Regions from separate parts of the Mus musculus genome. Here region 1 is linked to region 2. Evidence: chromatin loops called from intact Hi-C (ENCODE). Cell type or tissue: heart. All regions are shown on one strand. Links, peaks and the distances in the headings refer to the core of each region. The heading gives the core; the rest is flanking DNA. Region 1 overlaps Gm29040 (a long non-coding RNA gene). Region 2 has its middle 33 kb from the start of Fhl2.

Region 1 (5,377 bases), core at 279-5,278, 51 kb before region 2:
CTTAGGAAAACAGCTTGGGTTGGGGGCTAGTGTGTACACCTATGTAATGTATAAGATTGGAGGCTGAAAGGGAACTTCAGAGGTATTGTGGGGGTTTGAATGGTTGAGAATGGCCTAAGTAGGCTCTTATGTTTGAATATTTGGTCCCCAGTTAGTGGAACTCTTTGGGAAGAATTAGTAGGTGTGGCCTTGTTTGGAAGAGGTGTGTCATTATGGGTAGGCTTTGAGGTTTCAAAAGCTCATGCCATTCCCAGCTATCTATCTCTGCCTTGTGGTTATTCCAAGATGTAAGCTTTCAGCTACTGCTCTGTCCCCATGCCTGTCTTGCCTGTGCCATGCTCCTATCATGATAGGCATGAAACTGTAATCCCCAATTAGTATCTTCTTTTATAAGTTGCTTTGGTCATGGTGTCTCTTTGTCACCATGTAACCAAGACAATAGTGTTTACAGGAGGTAAACACTTCTCATTATTCCTCTGTACTGATCTTCACATGGTGGCAATTTCATATGGCTCAAGTGAATAGCACTGTGGGAAATGAGAAGGTGGTGGTAGTGTTAGAAGACAGACAACACCACTGCACAGAAGGGGTGTGGCTCTTCCCATCCAGCAACTCTAAAACCAGGCAGGAGATTTGATTCAGCAGTGGTCAAAACCAGTTCTCAAATATTTAGAGGACTTAAGATATACTGGGAGAACTAAGATGCAAATGAGTTGCAGAAGATTTATTTACTATTAAAACTAAAGGGTAGTTCTGAAGCCTCATGTCTTCCATGATCCAATGACCTGAGACTTCAGTAATGGTAGTAAGGTCAAGAAAGAGAATCAGACTGACAATGTAGGTAAACAGCGTCTTTGAGACCAAGATTGTACATGAGGGATACGTAACTGAGGTCATAGTGTTTATTTGGTGCATAAACTATATATTAAACGTCCTTAACTTCAGCAGCAGGTATGACTGTGTGTGCCGCATGCTGGGGTCAGGACAGTATAGATGGAAGGACTAATAAAAAGAGACAAAGCAAAAATCCATGTTAGTGGGCACTGATAAACACCTCTATGAACTCCTCGTATCCCTGTGACCAGAGGATAGGGCAGTGAAGGCCTTGGGATGTTTCATGTTCTGGTGCCCACCAGATCCTAGCTGACAGATATTGATCAAAACTGCCAGTTGGATGCTAACTCCTCATTCCTGATAATTAAACTGGAAAGGACTTCAAACTGTGAGAACAAAGAGTGCAGACAGACAGCCTCAGACTGCTCAAAATATCTTCCCCAGGGTCCCTCAGTAGGTAGCCCTTTCCAAGAATGTGTTTATCAAAAGGGCAACTGGAAACTTTGCTTTCCTATGAACTCTGCTAACTTGCAACTTGAGATAGCCACAGATTGCCTCTCTTCAGAGAAGTATACTAACTATTTATAATTTCAGCTGGGACTGTCACCTCCCCTCTATGGCTAAAAGTTAGGACACATCCATTTGCCCGTCCAGGTTATGAGTGGTCTTGGATGTGCCTGCTGCCCAGCTAACTGCAAATGTTTCGTTGTAGATACATTCTTGTTCAGACTGGAAAACCATAGTCTAAGATGCTTCCAGAAGCAACTGTTCTGTCTCTACCCCTTGGGGTACTTTCAAGAACTGTCTACCACCAGAGGAACTTATCTGACTTGCACTACAATATACTGTCAAGACACAAGAGGCCAGCAAGCATGATTTTGTACTGGAATTTTACATCTTCCTACTAAGGCTCCAATTGGAACCTTGAATTTTTTTATACAAGGGAAAAAATGGATCATACATCTATTAGAGTAGCAGGGTCCTGCTCTTACCTAGGGGGTCTCCTGCCACTTCAAATATAAGTTTCCAACTCAGCTTAGTAAGCAATTCTCAAGTCTGAATACATGAAATAGCAACAGGGAAAAAAATCTGAAAATTGAAAACTCCAAGCCATCCAAATCAGTGCAGGCTTGCCCTGTCCTTCTGGTGCTGCCTAAAGTACAGTCACAAACATGTTGGTTGGTTTCCATGTGCACACCTCCCTCTTATAGCAAACCCCTAAATCCTCCAGAAGTCTCTTGTTTCTGCCCACAGGCCCTGTTGTGGAATGTCCCTCCTGGGCCCTGGATCTGAAGGGGCCTCACACACAGCTCATCACCTCTGAAGCACCATGAACAAAGCAGCCAGATGAGAACTCCCAGCAGACAGCTACTGATGGAGAGACCAAAAGTGTGGAGTTGTGAAAGCAGGGCTTCAGATAACAGGCAGGTCAGAGCCAGTGCCTTTCTGAGGAGAGGTCAGCCTTCCTCTCACTAAAACTACATCTGAAAATAGGAAGGGCACGTGATGTCAGAGGAGGCTCCATTAAGAGCTGGTGTTGCTCCAATGTGTCCCAGAAGTCCTCAAGTATAAAATATAAGAACAATTTTCCCAAATAATCACATTAAAAACCTTAGCTCATCTCTACCTCTTCTTTCTGAAGGACACTAAATTACTTCTCTATTGCTGTGACAAAATACTATGACTGTGACAACCTACAGATGAAGGAGTGAATCTGGGCTTACGGTTCCATCAGGATTAGCATCCATGATGGACAGAGCAAATGCGTGGCGGTTGGAGCTGGAAATGGAGGTCACGCTGTCAACCTCAAGCAGGAAGCAGAGAGTGAACTAGAAATGGTACAATGGTATAAGTCTTTATGCTCTCAAAGCTCACCTCCAGTGATATCCTTTCTCCAGAAAACCACATCTTCTAGATCTATTCAGGGGGGTGGCATTTGATTCAAATGACGACAGACCATTACCTCACCTGAGGAAATGCCTTAGACTCCAGTTTGAGGACTGAACAGCATTGCAAGTCATGGGTTAGGAGTCAGCCAAACCTAGCCTTGAAGTCTAGCCCTATCACTTCCAACATAGACCAGACCAGCTTACTTGACTTCTCAGAGCCTGCTTCCACTACATTATTGATTTGGAGACTAGGGCCAGAAAGATGGCTTAGTTGGTAAACATGCCTGCCACCAAGCCTGGCGAATAGAGTGCAAGCCCTGGAATTCGCAAGGTGGAAAGGAAGAACTAGCCCCTACAAGTTGCCCTCTGACTCCTGGGAACCGTGTACACTCAGTAGCATACATGTGTGCATGCTTGAGTTTGCATGCACACACACAAAATGTTAAATCTTGTGTGTGTGTGATTTGAAGATTGAATATAATATATGGAAAGCGGTCATGTCCTGTGGTGCTAGCACACAGCAAGCCCTCCATGATGCCCTCAAGTCACCGGGGCAAGATTCCTCATCTTAGAAGTCTTCAGGGATGACTTCTAAGATTTCTACCCCACTTTCTGCCTTAAGCTTCTTTTCCACAACAACAAACATATTTTCTTCTAAGTCAGCCTCCGGAAGTCAAGATTAAAATGTCATAAAAAAGCATGTGTACATAATTCATAGATAATTTATCTAGCATGCTTTAGGCCCCGAGTTTGATTCCTAACACTGGAAAACAATAAATCAGCCAGGAATATTTTTATTCAGTCATTCATTCATTCTGTTGTTGATCATCTAGCTCTGTAGTTTATGCTGATCTCTCTATGTGGTTCAGGCTGTCCAGAAATTTGAAGCAACCCTCCTATCTCAACCTCCCACGTGTTATAGTTGCAAGAGTGACCCCACCCCAAACACAAGAGTGACCCCCTCCCTCTACAAGGTTCAGGCCAGAAATAGGTATTTTAAAAATTACTTTAGAGTTGTGTCCTAAAATTATATTCTTCAAACTTCAGGAAATGGAACTTTTAGCTCTTAAAATACTTTTCAAATACAGTAAAGGAATTTAATATTTAATTAATCTTGAATAAAAATAACAAAAATGTAACTTGACTTTCTTTTTAAAGGATATTTGGGATTATAAAGAATGAGTAAAAGTTGCTGGGACTTTGAGGAAAAAGAGGTATTCCTACAAAGACCAAGGATTTAAGAAAACTCTGTAACATAAAAGTAGCAAACGAAACCGATAGTTAAAGTAGTTGTAATAAAAAATATTGAAATTGAAAGACATTTCAAAATAATTAATTATCATGCTGAAAGGGGGAGATAATTGTTCACTGAACAAGAAAAGAATTCATTCTTTAAGAAAGCATTCAAATACCAAACGAGAAGTTTTAAAAATAAAACTGTAATAGTAGCGATGAAAATTCCATTAGACATTTGAAAGTTTAAAATAGAGAAAAACATTTCAGAATTGTATAAAACAGAACCATGTTGGCTGAGCACTTCACCAAAATGGATGCAACCATCGGATTTACCTTCCACCATCTTTGTTTGTGACATCATGAAAATTGTCATAACCAAGTGATTTCACCATCTTAGTCAGTGCAACCATGGATCTTGAACCAAGTGGCGTCACCCATAAAACTTTTAGCCCCATGGAACCCTCAGGGGATCACCCTTTATATTAGACTAACAAAATAACACCAGACTTCCCTGGTTGTTTTCTGGGGTTACTGTTTGTTTGTTTTAGTTTTTTTATTGTTGTTTGATATAATTTTGACACATTGTTTTATACGACATATTTACTGATTTCTAGAAAGAACTTTAAAGGTTTCCTAGCCATGTGCCTTCAACACTAGCCAGGTATCCAAGGCAGCTGATAGTTTGAAATTGCTAGACGCAAAGCTCATGTGAATTTACATCAGTCTAGAACTGAGTCTCTGAGATTCATAGATCCCTAGGGAAGCCAGAAGAATCTGTTGCCAGGCTCCAATAACAGCTGGAGGCAGAGAGCCTGTGTGGGCTGGAGGCTGGAGATGCACGCTGTCCTGGACCTCAGTGTCTTCTCTTTCTGCAGAGCATGCATTTCCAAGTCTGTTATTTTCCAGCTGAAATACTCAGGACTTCTCTGCTCCAAACTTGTCTATTTTTGTTTCTGTCCCACTGCATGCTGGGAACCCATACTTTTGTTTTTGCTTTCTTTTTTAATTAATTAACTAATTAATTAATTTACATCCCAAACACTACTCCCCATGTCCCTCCTTCACAGGGGTCCCTCCCTCGCCCCTTCTCTGCTGAGAGGGTGGGGGTCTCCTAGGTATCCCCCCCACCTGGCACGTCAAGTCTCTTCCAGATTACCTGCAACCTCTACCACTGAGATCAGCCAGGACAGCCATGAAAACTGAGCTGCCTGTCTGCTACATATGTGCTAGAGGCCTTTGCAACCCATGTATGTTCTTTGATTGGTGGCTTAGATTCTGAAAGCCCTCAGGACTCTAGGTTTGTTGACTCTGTTGGTCTTCCTTTGGGGTTCCCATCTACTTTAGGGCTTTCAATCCTTCCCCTAACTCTTCCATAAGTGTCCCTGACTTCTGTCTAATGTATGGCTGTGAGCATCTGC
Region 2 (5,377 bases), core at 85-5,084:
TCCATATGACACAGGAGATTGTAGACTGGAAACTAGGAGGCTACTAATGTTTGTATATAGATCTATGAAGGACAGGTAGAAATGTGATCAAGCAGAGGTGTGAGGGAAATGGAAGTAGAGTGGGGAAATCCAGCCAGGCCTGGATGTCCAGGCTCTTGCTGAGTCCTCTGTACAGTTTTTCTTCCCTCCAGGGGAAAAAACCCCGGGAAGAATTAGTGTGGTACTTTTAAGTTTTATGGCTGCATTTAGGGGAAAGGAAAGTGGTTATAATTTCTATAACACACTTTGGGAAAGATGAATTATAATCTTGGTAGTCTGCTTCAGAGTAGAGTGAGCAGTAAGAGCCAGGGGGTGGCAGGAGCTGAGAGACTAACTCTGAGGCCCATGGATCAGTCAATGACACCAGAGGCAGGAAAGGCTGGTCAACCCAAGGACTTTGTCAACCCCATTCAGAAAGACAGTCTAGGGGGTTGAGGCTTCAGCTCCAGTGGTGGCTTGAGCCACCACTGTTTAGAATTATCCCAGGCCATTCTTCATGACAGCCATCTGACAGAAACACTTTGAGAACCCATTCTATACCTTAGATCATAGGGATAAAAAAATGGATTCCAGAGATGCAACTTGGTGGGTAGTATTTTTCATCTGGATCCAAGATTTCCACAACCCACAGTTGAATCCACAGACGCAGAAGGTAAAGTTACTTAGAGCTGATCCAAGACAACTCCTGCCCTTCTTGAAAGCTTTTCCCAACAGGGATAGATGGAAAACCCTGCCTCCTAACCTTCCCTAGCCTCTATATCCCTCTAGTCCTCTTCCAGGCCAGGAGCAGAGTCACCAGTTGGCAGGGAGCAGCTGGACACTTGAAAGGAAACTTTACCCCTCCTCCCATTTGAGGGTATAAAACATTAACCAGCTCTGCTGGGATGATCTGTGCAAAGGGAAGAGGTGTCTTTGTCACTGTTCTATGGCTATGAAGAGACCCCAAGACCAAGGTAACTCATATAGAAGAAAGAATTTAATTGGGAGCTTGCTTACAGTTTCTGAGGTTTATTCCATAATCATTATGGTGGGGAGCATGACAGCAGAAAGCAGGATTAGTCTGTTAGCATCATGGCAGGAAGCAAACAGGCATGGTGCTAGAGCAGTCGCTGAGAGCTTTAAATCCTAATCCTGATCCAAAAGGGGGGGGGGGGAGGATAGGAAAGAGAGGGAAAGAGAGAGAGGGAGAGAGAGGGAGAGAGGAAGAAAGAGAGAGAGGGGGAGAGAGGGGAAGAGATAGGGAGAGAAGGGCAGAGAGGAGGAGAAAGAGGGAGAAAGAGAGAGGGGAGAGAGGGAGAGAGAGAGAGAAGGGCAGAGAGGAGGAGAGAGAAAGAGAGGGAGAGAGAGGGGGAGAGAGGGGGAGAGAAGGAGAGAGGGAGAGAGGGAGAGAGGAAGAGAGAGACAGGGAGAGAGGGGGAGAAAGGGAGAGAATGGGAAAGAGGGGGAGAGAGGGGGGGAGAGGGAGAGAGGATGAGAGAGAGAGAAAGAGAAAGGGAGAGATGAGGGGGGAGAGAGAGGGGGAGAGGGGAGAGTCTGGGTCTGGTGTGGGCTTTTGAAACCACAAAGCTCACTCCCAATGACACACCTCCAACAAGTCCACATCTGCTCCAACAAGGCCACACTTCCTAATGAAAAAGAATCTACAGAACTGTCCTCGCCTACTATCTGTCCATACCCCTGCAGTGGGATGAACTGACCCAAGCCAATCTACTGTGAGAACTCAGTAGCTAGTGCCAAACACACAGCCTAGGGATAGGATGGAGGCAGGGGCATGAGATGCCATGACCATCTACTCAGACATTGGAAACTTAAGGAGGCTCTGGAGTAGTCTTCTGGCACATGGCTCTGTCAAAGACTCCAATAAACCCTCCATTTCAGTCCCACACAGAATCACTAGTCACTCATGAGTAGGGATAAGAGAGAAGGCATGCCTTTCTGGAAATGAATTCCAGTCCACAGCCAAACATGTGCCTGGTGCTATATCCCACAAATCCTTTTGGGCTTTCTAGAATACTCACGTAGGCAGATGCCCTTGTCCGTGTAAGCTGGGGAAGGAAGGTCAGTAAACTGTTTCCAACAGGGAGCGTCAAACACCAGGCTCTCCCTTCTGAGCCCTTGGACGTGCTCATGTATCCCCAGAGAAGTGCCTCCCACTCTTGTGCCAGCTGTCTGCAGCCTCCAATGAGGCATACAGCCCTGGGGTATACACTGAGAAGTTCTGGACCAAGCAGCCTCCCTCTTGCAGTTACTCTTATATTACTGGAATACATGTGAGGTCCTGGGAGGGTGTCCTTGAAACAGGCAGGCCAAATGGGGACGTGCATAGCAGCCCCTTCCCAACTGGAGCCTATGACTTTCTGCATTTAGAGACCAAAAAAGGCTTGCAGGAGCCAGGGTTGGACTCTTATCTACTGGGCTGGGCCAGTGGACATGCCTTATTTATAACTCTGCTGACAAAAGTCCCACAACATTAAAGCAACCCAATGAAGCCCAGGGCCTGCCTGCACAGTGCTGGCCCTCATCCCCACTGGTCTGGTTGCTGGGCAGAAGGAAGGGCTCTGACCTCTAACATCACAGGTAAGGATCTCATTTACTTTGTTTGTTTGTTTGGTCTTTGTTTCTTTGTTTCTTCATGCCAGTCAATTCCAGTGCACATTCAGGCCATACATAAATGCCAACTGGGCTCAGATGGCTTTGTGCTCAGCACAAAGGGAGTGTCTTAGACCCAGGCAGGCACTGGGACCTCAGGACCCCAGCTCCCCAAACAGCCACTTGGATGCTGAGAAGAGCCAGGGTGCCTCCTCACCTTGACCTCTCTTGGTGGGAAACAGAACTGAAAGCCAGAAGAGCTTTTAAAGAGAAAGCAAAGGAAGAAGAAAAATTCTAACATAAACACAAGATAGGGTCAAACAGCAAGGTACTTGAGCCCCCCTCCCCTCCCCATCCCAGTATTTCCGGAAGGCCTGGGTGGACAGGCCAATTACTGATGTGTCTGATTACTCTGGGAAAGCATGTTTATACAAGATGACTTACATGCTAGGGCTGATAGTTTGAAAGTCCAGAGCTACTGTGTACTTTAATGGGACTATGTGCAGATTTTACTATTTCTTGCAGTTAAGCTGTACTGGACTGAATGATGCTCTGGCAGATTGCATAACATTCTCAATATTGATAAAATGACACAGATGGCAATGATATAGTTTATAGAAGGATCCCTTGCCAGACTCTATGTGATGAATTTTACCATAATTAAAAAAAAAAAAAACCTCAACCCAGGTTTGTTTGTTTATAATTCTGAAGCTCAAACATAAAACCCAAGTTTTAGGCTCATATGATTTTACCTCACAGGTACAGTTTACAGATTTGTTGTTGTGTTCTTCTTTCTCTGGGAATGTAAATTGGATTCTGTGTTATTACTAGGCTGATATTCAAATGTTTCATGATTAAGTCAAATACACAGTAGGATTCAGCCTATTTTACAAAAGCCTTTGGTTTTCATTGAGTGGAGGACTAATCAGTTCAGATCATTACATTTTAGGAACTTTTTCTAATGTTAAAAAAGACTAGGGGACTGGAGAGCTGGCCTAGTGGTTAAGAGTGCTGGCTGATCTTAACTGGATCCCAGAAGTCAACTCACAACTATCTATAATCCACCTTTAGGGACCTCTCTGGCCTCTTCTGGCCTCTGTAGATCAGCATGTACATGTACACATACACATACACGTGTGTGTAAAGAGATACATAATGACACATATACGCACACACACACAAACACACACAAAAATCAATAATGAAATAAATGTTTTCCAAGCACGGAAAAGCTAGGGATGGAATCCAGGGTCTTGCTGGGCAAACCTTCTATTATCAAGTTAGGCGTGCCCTTGCTAGCCTTAAGAAAATATAAGATAGAATGTCTACTAAGAGCTATGCAATCTCCCCTGATAGGGTCCTCTGATTGTCCAGATCCAACCTGTTGTTAAGCAAGTTTTGAACTTGTAGATTTTGTCATTCTACTTAGTACTTCTAGAACCTTCCCTCCAAAATTCTAGAACACTCTGTACTTTCCCTCAATTTCCAAGCCCAGAGTGTAGACACCTTTCTCTTCATCTCAAAATACTTAGTACTTGGCATAAAGTGACCCTGGTACTGATTTTAAGTCTCTTTTTGGCACCAAAATAAGAGATAAAATTATATTCTTAGGGTTTCTAGTTCCCTTTGGTTTTTTTCTTTTTTTTTTTCTTTTATTGGATTTTTTTAAATTTACATTTAAATGTTGTCACCTCTCCAGGTCTCCCCTCCGGGACTCCCCCCCCCAACCCCACCCTCTATGAGGGTGTGCCCCCACCCATCCACCCACTCCCACCTTCCTGCCCTGGCATTCCCCTACACTGGGGCATTGAACCCCCAGAGGACCAAGGACTGCTCCTCCTACTGATGTCCATCAAGGCCATCCTCTGCCACATGGAGCCATGGGACCCTCCATGTGTACTCTTTGGTTAGTGGTCCAGTTCCTGGGAGGTCCGGGGTGGGGGTCTGACCGGTTGACACTGTTGCTCCCTCCACGGGGCTGCAAACCCCCTCAGCTCCTTCAGTCCCTTCTCCAACTCCTCCATCTGGGACCCCGTGCTCAGTCCAATGGTTGACTGCAAGCATCCACCTCTGTATTTGTCAGGCTATGGCAGAGCCTCTCAGGAGACAGCTATATCAGGCTCCTGTCAGCAAGCATTTCTCAGCATCCACAATAGCGTCTGGGCTTGGTGACTGTATATGGGATGAATCCCACAGTAGGGCAGTTTCTGGATAGCCTTTCCTTCAGTCTGTGCTCCACACTATGTCTCCATATTTCCTCCTGTGAGTAATTTGTTCACCCTTCTAAGAATCACTGAAGCATCCACACTTTGGTCTTCCTTCTTCTTGAGCTTCATATGGTCTGTGAATTTTGGCTATTCTGAGCTTTCGGGCTAATACCCACTTGTCAGTGAATGCATACCATGTGTGTTCTTTTGTGACTGGGTTACCTCACTCAGGATGATGGATATTTTCAAGTTCCATCCATTTGCCTGCAAATTTTATGAAGTCATTGTTTTTAATAGCTGAGTAGTACTCTATTGTGTAAATGTACCACATTTCTGTATCTATTCCTCTGTTGAGGGGCATCTGGGTTGTTTCCAGCTTCTGGGTATTATAAGTATGGCTGATATGAACATAGTGGAGCATGTGTCCTTGTTACATGTTGGAGCACCTTCTGCGTATATGCCCAGGAATGGTATAGCTGGGTCCTCAGGTAGTAAGTACTATGTCCAATTTTCTGAGGAACGGCCAGACTGATTTCCAGTCT

The links. A loop is a pair of places that touch in the nucleus more often than their neighbours do. Peaks named below come from ENCODE experiments on the same cell type or tissue, not always from the same donor. Only the 100,000 strongest peaks of a DNase experiment are listed, where the experiment ranks them.
Region 1: a loop joins it to region 2, with 4 times the contacts of the local background. A loop is called at or near these places in 8 of 42 quality-filtered maps.

Annotation. Positions count from the first base shown.
Region 1 is chr1:43,244,600-43,249,976 of GRCm38, reverse strand. Gm29040 (a long non-coding RNA gene) reads left to right here. Exons shown (of 3, transcript XR_003947809.1): 3 at 1-1,819. Among named protein-coding and RNA genes, the nearest start is that of Gm29040, 14 kb to the left of the region's middle. In heart, for the core only: no CTCF peak of the experiment used is centred there; DNase peaks (open chromatin) are centred at 2,176 and 4,746; H3K27ac peaks cover 2,178 bases.
Region 2 is chr1:43,193,890-43,199,266 of GRCm38, reverse strand. It overlaps a transcript of Fhl2 not described here. Among named protein-coding and RNA genes, the nearest start is that of Fhl2, 33 kb to the right of the region's middle. In heart, for the core only: no CTCF peak of the experiment used is centred there; a DNase peak (open chromatin) is centred at 2,266; H3K4me3 peaks cover 2,004 bases; H3K27ac peaks cover 2,070 bases.